2 separate regions of the Homo sapiens genome follow, and region 2 is linked to region 1. A link is a contact called in ENCODE Hi-C or POLR2A ChIA-PET data. All regions are on one chromosome and are shown on one strand. Each heading gives the region's core, a stretch centred on a gene start or an enhancer-like site at or near the end of the contact. The rest is flanking DNA. Distances are from core to core; before and after follow the strand shown.

Region 1 (3,217 bases), core at 385-2,884:
TATGATCATCTCGGCAGCTTTTTGGTCAGGATTAAATGAATTACTGTTCATGAAAACACCTAAGACTGCTTGACACACAGTAGGTGTTTTAAGAAGTGTTAGTTTTCTTTCCCTATCATGGTGAGATTAAAATAGATGTACTATTTACTTACATATGTTGTTTGTTTTCTACTTCTTTTTTTTTCCAGAACTATTCCATGGCAGTATATCTTGTAAAACAGTTGTCCTCAACAGTTCTTCTTCAGAGGTTACGAGCAAAGGGAATAAGGAATCCGGATCATTCTAGAGCTTTAAGTACGTATGATAAACTTATTTCACTTATTCAGCTATTTTGTTAAAGGTTAGAGTAGTATTTTCTCAACTCAAGAAATTTTAGAATTTGTTTATTCACTGGAGCCTGTTGTGTAGTTCTTAGAGTAGTTCTGATATCTTTGTCATGAGCTATATTTTATAATCTATATTTTACTAATCTTAAAATTAACTTTGTGAAGTCAGTGCACAAACATGGAAGAATATTATTCTACAACTTCATAAAATCAATGTTTAAGGAATTCTGGGAAATGGGAAGGGCATCTTGGCATAAATTTCAAGAAAGTTATTTTAGATTGGTGGTTTATCCAGGAAAAATGTACAGAATTATATCATGGCCTCACCCCCTGCATTTACAAAGTGAAGAGAGCCAGTGGGGTGGTAGAAATAATAATTCTGCCATTAATCAATTATATGACTGTGGACAAGTAACGCTGCTCCTGAGTTTCATCTTCCTCATCTGTAACAAGAAGTTTATGCCGTCTGATTTCTAATGCTTCTGCGAAGTCTGGGTTCATACGTGTGAATTACTGGATGGTTTGTTTTGATACGTTGAATTTGAGATTCAAGGTCTTCAAATGGGGCTGTGCTGACCTCTGTTTTTAAGGGTTAAGGTCAGAGGGTTTGGCCTTTCCAAAGAGGTGAACTAAGTTCTTCGTTTATTCTTTTATTTGTGAGAGCCGGGGGCTGCGTGGATTTAGGAGTGAGGGCTGGGGACTTAGAAACAAAACTTTTATAGGCAGGTGTTAGATAGCTATCCTTTAAGGACTTTTGATGTGAACTGATTAATGAAGCCCATTATCAGATTTGTACTTAGGAACACTCTGGTGGAAAGAACTAAGATAATAGCAGCTTTCCTTTTGTAGCATAGCTATTACCCCTTTCTGTAACTTATTTCTGTGGCAGAGTAAAAGATCCCACTACCCCTGAATATCAATATACCCTTAATAGTTCATTGAAGAATTTTTCTGTATTAAAATGGTCCTTTAAAAATGCAGCTAATCCTGAATCAATGGGAGCACACTTTGGCTAATGCCTCTGTAGGCATGCATTGACAGATGATGGAGACCTAGAAGGGCAGCACTGATTTGGGATCTGCGGGAGTGGTGGCACCATTTGGCAGGGATAAGAAGATGGTAGGGATCCTGAAAGAAAAGACAGACATCTGCCTTGAAGGAGAGTATAAGATAACTTGTCTTCTATCACAATCTTGCTGAAGTTATTCCTGGTCATTCTACTGAGAATCTTCGTATTTGCCTCACAATACTAGAATCTCAGCCAGTCAGAAAGCAAAGAATTATGTGAGCCTGTATGGAAGAGGGAATACCAAGAAATAAGGCAGATGAAGTTATTTTATTTAATAGTAACAGCAACAACAACAATAAGGCCAACTGTCTTTGCTCAAGCTGTTAACTCTTCTCCGCTTGTAGCTATAGCACCACCTGGAGGGAGAGTGGGAACGTGAGTCTGGAATTGAATTATTTTATTTTCTCCGAGAAACCACTATTAGCTACCATTAAGCAGCAAAAACTGTTTAATTCAAAAGCTATTTCTAGTCTGATATACTGATGGATGTGGAGAATAATTGTACACTGGATGAGATTTTTGTGGAAATTGATACCTTACCTTACTTATTGGCCAGGGAAGCCAATGGAATATTAATTTGGATCCCACCAGTAAGAAATTTGTTGTAATTTACTAAAAAACAGGTTATCTACCTTTACCTGTATGCTGCCTGTAAAAAAAAAAAAAAAAAAAAAAACCAAAAACTTTCCCAACAAATTATGTAATTAAAATTCTGTTTACAATAACTTGACAAAAGGAAATGTCAGGTATTTTAAAAGAGTCAAATCAGTTACAAATATGTTCTTTGTAAGTCATTCTTAATAAAATAAGTACTTCTAGCAAAGTTTTAGTAGTCAAGCCAGACACTCTTATGTTCTTGAAAGAATAAAGTTGGTATTATTTAGACTTTTCACAGAGAACTCCATTCTCTGAATCATTTGATTTAGTAGGATTTTGTCTTGCAGTTTCTGCCTTTGTGTAGAGTTGTCCCCTCACAACTATGAAAAACAGTCTTTTACCAACTCTTAATCAAGTTTCTTTCTCCTCTTCCTTCTCCCTTCAGCAGTTATTTCAAGCCTTAGCCATAATCTAATCAAACACTATCCCCCTCTCTCAGCACTCTGCCAATGCATGAAAATTGGGGCTACAAGACATGAATTACCTAAACCACCCATTTCTTCCTTAATCTCAGTGCCACCATAATTACTTTTTTAGCTTATCTACATTTGTGCCCAGTCCTCGCTTTATTTTGTTCAGTGTCAAGAGGAAATCTCCCTTTCCCTGCTTATTCATTTATTCTTTTCATTCAAGAAATTGTGTTAAGAGTCTACTGTGTTCCAGGAACAGGAGAATATAACATTAAACAAGACACATACCATCTCTGCATCCCCCAGAAGTTTGCAGTCTGGTAAGAAAGACAGGCATTAAATAATTGCACAAGTCATTAATGAGTTAAAGTTTTGACATGTGCCTTGAAGAAGATAGACAGGGAACTCTGTAGAGGTACAATAGGGGAACGTAGTCCTCTCTGATACTGTGATACTTAAGGCAAGATTATAAGTATGAGGAGAAGTTAAGCTCCAAGATGGGAACAGAGTATGCCAGGAGAAAAGGCCAGTGCAGCTGGAATAGAGAGAGCCAAGAAGGGCTGGGTGCAGTGGCTCACCCTTGTAATCCCAGCACATTGGAAGGCCGAGGCGGGTAGATCACTTGAGTGAGGTCAGGAGTTCAGACCAGCCTGACCAACATGGTGAAACCCTGTCTCTACTAAAAATACAAAAAAATTATCCTGGCATGGTGGCATGTGCCTGTAGTCCCAGCTACTCGGAAGGCTGAGGCACGA
Region 2 (3,217 bases), core at 256-2,755, 160 kb before region 1:
GGGGCCCCTGTTGGGCCATCTTAACTCATTGGTTGCTTGATCATGAGGTGGGGCCCAAAGAAGTGACAGGGCTGCTGGGACTGAGGGAATTACTCAGGCAATTGATGCTGACTCTACCTTTTTGTGATCAATCTGGTCTCCTTGGTTCCAGGATTTGGAGCTCTGTGCTCCAGCAATGCAAGCTGCCTCTGAACCATTTGTCTTGTCCTCCTGCCCTAGGACTTTCCTTCTGCCTTTGACTTTAATTTTCTGCATGGATCCTGGACATGGTTCAAACTTCTGGTTCTAGTGGCCCAACTCTCTATGAAGAAGAATTCCCTGTCTCAGCCCCAGAATCTCAGGTTTTCACCCAGCTTGCTATCCTCAAGGGATAAATCAGACTCTTTCCTCTCTGCATCCCATCTTTTTGTTGTATAACTTATTTTGGGTTTTGCTTGTTTGTTTTTTGAGACAGGGTCTCGCTGTGTTGCCCATGCTGGGGTACAGTAGCATGATCACAGCTCACTGTAGGTTCAATTTTCTGGGCTTCAGTAATCCTTCTGCCTTAGCCTTCCCAGTAGCTGGGACCACAGGTGTGTGCCACCATACTCGGCTAATGTATTTTTATTTTTTGTAGAGGCAAGGTCTCACTATGTTGTCCAGGCTGGTCTTGAACTCCTGGGCTCAAGTGATCCACCTGCCTTGGCCTCCCAAAGGGCTGGGATTATAGGCATGAGTCATCATGCCTGACCTAACTTATCATTTTGTCTTCTAACTATTTGTTTTCATGACTAAGCCCCTCCCTGGACTGTGAGCTATTTAAGGGCAGAGTGGATGTCATAACATATTTCATAAATTAATGCATGAATCAATGATGATCAGTGTCTGTAGTATTACAATCACTTGTAATGCTACAGATGATATTATAGCCCTATGAATTACATAGAAAATCATTTTTATCATCCATGACTTCCATTTCAAGTCTCCCAAGAGGGAGGAAAAAGAATCTCTGCCTGTCTGGCCCCACGTGGAGTCCAAGGAATATTATAGTTCTTTTCCTTGTATTTTTCTAACGCCACTACATTTTGGGGGGCTTATCCACCTTAGTACCTACTAAGTTCAAATTTGGACTAAGTCTGTAGCTCGGTTGTGCATTTTGAACTTCATCTTAAATTGGTCATGGCCCATTGCTACTGCTTCACATTTCCTCCGTCGTGTTTTCTCTTTTATTGCTTCTATAGGTTGTGAGTTAGGATAATAAAGTCAAGATAAAATTGCTCCAAGCCATTTGCAGCTCTGGGAAGCTGGCACAGGGCTGCCAGGAGCTGGCTGGGTGCCACCAAGAGGAAAAAATATTCTTCCGTGTTGCCAGCCTTATCAGGACTCCTCACAGTTTCTTGCCAAAATTTTAGGAAAACGATGATCTACTCCCCTGCAGCTATTCTGTATGTTTCTATAGGTGGGGAGTCTTTCAACAAGGATTTTCACTAAAAATACCTCTCATGTTTTTCCCCTGGTTTAAGACTGTAACTTGAGCTCCATATTGTGAAATACTGACATTGAGATATTAATCACTGTGCATAGTTGAGGCATCATTGTCATCATCATCAGCCACTCACACTAACTGAAAGTTTATAAGCTATGGAATCCCACTCAGGACGTGCTCATGAAAGAATAATTGGAGATTATTTTTTAACTGTGAAAAATGTTCTTTTGGAGGAATGAGGAATTGGGAAAATAGGAACAGATTATAGAAAGCTGGTAGGAAATCACAATTCTATTCTTTTATTTTCTTTCTGTTTGTTTTTCCAAGATAAAGGGTCTCCTTATGGTGCCCATGCTGGCCTTGAACTGGGCTCAAGTGATCCTCCCACCTCAGCCTGCCAAAGTGCTGGGATTATAGGCATGAGCCACTCTGCCTAGCCTAAAATTTTCAATTTTTTTATGGAGGTGTGGTCTCACTATGTTGTCCAGGCTGTTCTTGAACTCCTCCCTCCTCGGCCTCCCAAAGTGTTGGGATTACAAGCATGGGCCACTGTGCCCAGCCCACACAACTCTACTCTTTTAAATATTTGCTCTACATCTGTTTGATGCCACAACAATGACTCAATTCCGACAATTCAATTTATTTATATGGGTGTGGCTTTTTTTTCTTATTCGATGGGGGAGTTTGTCTATCTGGCATAGACAGACAAGCCAAATTTCAAATTCTTGTTTAAGTGTTGAGAAGATATGGCCATAAGCATGTCTTTACTCAGTCAATCAATTGAACTTCAATCAACAGTGCCTACTGAGCACTAACTATGTGCATGCCCAGTCCTGTGTTTGGAAGGATACAGAGAATAAGGTACCATTTCTCCCTTTTCTTTATTAATTTATAGTCTAGTCAGAATTTATAGACTAGTCAGGCAGTCCTGGGCTCAAATCCCAATGCTATAACTTAGCAGCAAAGTGGAATTTTGGCAAATGATCTAATATCTCTGCACTTCTGTCTCCTCCTCTGTCAAATGGGGTGATGATAACACCTAATTCACAGGGCTGCTGTAGGAATCAAGGGAGATTGTGGGTGTATTCTGTGGGGTGTATCTATAAGTATTGGCTTTCTTCCCCTTCCCTTAGCCTTTAGCCTGGGGTAACCTCAGTGGAGAGGATTCCTAGAAGCCCTGTGTAAAAGCCTTCTTCTTAAGGCTAAGGGCAATTACCTCCATGGCCACGTGAAAATGGGCGCATAGTGGCTGGCTTTAAGTGAAGGCTGCAAACTGGCTGCCCACTGGCCAAAGCCAGAGTTAGACACTTCCAATTAGTCCTATATGATGTTAAAAAAAAAAAAAGTAATCTGCGGGCACAGTGGCTCATGCCTGTAATACCAGCACTTTGGGACGCTGAGCTGGGGGGATTACTTAAAGTCAGGAGTTTGAGACCAGCCTGATTAATGTGGTGAAGCCTCGTCTCCACTAAAAACACAAAAATTAGCAGGGCATGGTGGTGCACGCCTGTAATCCCAGTTACTCGGAAGGCTGAGGCAGGAGAATTGTTTGAATCTGGGAGGTGGAGGTTGCAGTGAGCCAAGATCTCGCCACTGCACTCCAGCCTGGGTGACTCAGTGAGACTCCAACTCAAGAAAAAGAAAAAGAAATCTGTTGCAAGCATTTAAATATCAAAAGCTATTCATTAAAACCCCAATTTGGGGATTCTCTTGAAAATCGGAAGATTCTGGCTTTTGACATTTGGATGGAGC

What was found. Hi-C counts contacts between places; a loop is a spot of excess contacts on that map. ChIA-PET counts read pairs that join two places held with the same protein, here RNA polymerase II (POLR2A).
Region 2: a map of PC-3 shows a loop between it and region 1 (23-fold over the local background). The contact joins two enhancer-like sites. A Hi-C loop is called at or near these places in 1 of 168 maps with a recorded cell type or tissue (PC-3). POLR2A ChIA-PET finds 5 or more read pairs at or near these places in 3 of 52 experiments (PC-3, PC-9 and activated T-cell).

What each region holds. Positions count from the first base shown.
Region 1 is chr15:68,153,402-68,156,618 of GRCh38, forward strand. PIAS1 (protein inhibitor of activated STAT 1) reads left to right here. Exons shown (of 14, transcript NM_016166.3): 7 at 189-294. Among named protein-coding and RNA genes, the nearest start is that of CALML4, 50 kb to the right of the region's middle. Within about 2 kb of position 1,635, at least 2 of the 41 ENCODE cell types and tissues checked have a DNase peak (open chromatin) inside an H3K27ac peak, as active enhancers do.
Region 2 is chr15:67,997,491-68,000,707 of GRCh38, forward strand. No RefSeq gene overlaps it. Among named protein-coding and RNA genes, the nearest start is that of PIAS1, 55 kb to the right of the region's middle. Within about 2 kb of position 1,506, at least 3 of the 41 ENCODE cell types and tissues checked have a DNase peak (open chromatin) inside an H3K27ac peak, as active enhancers do.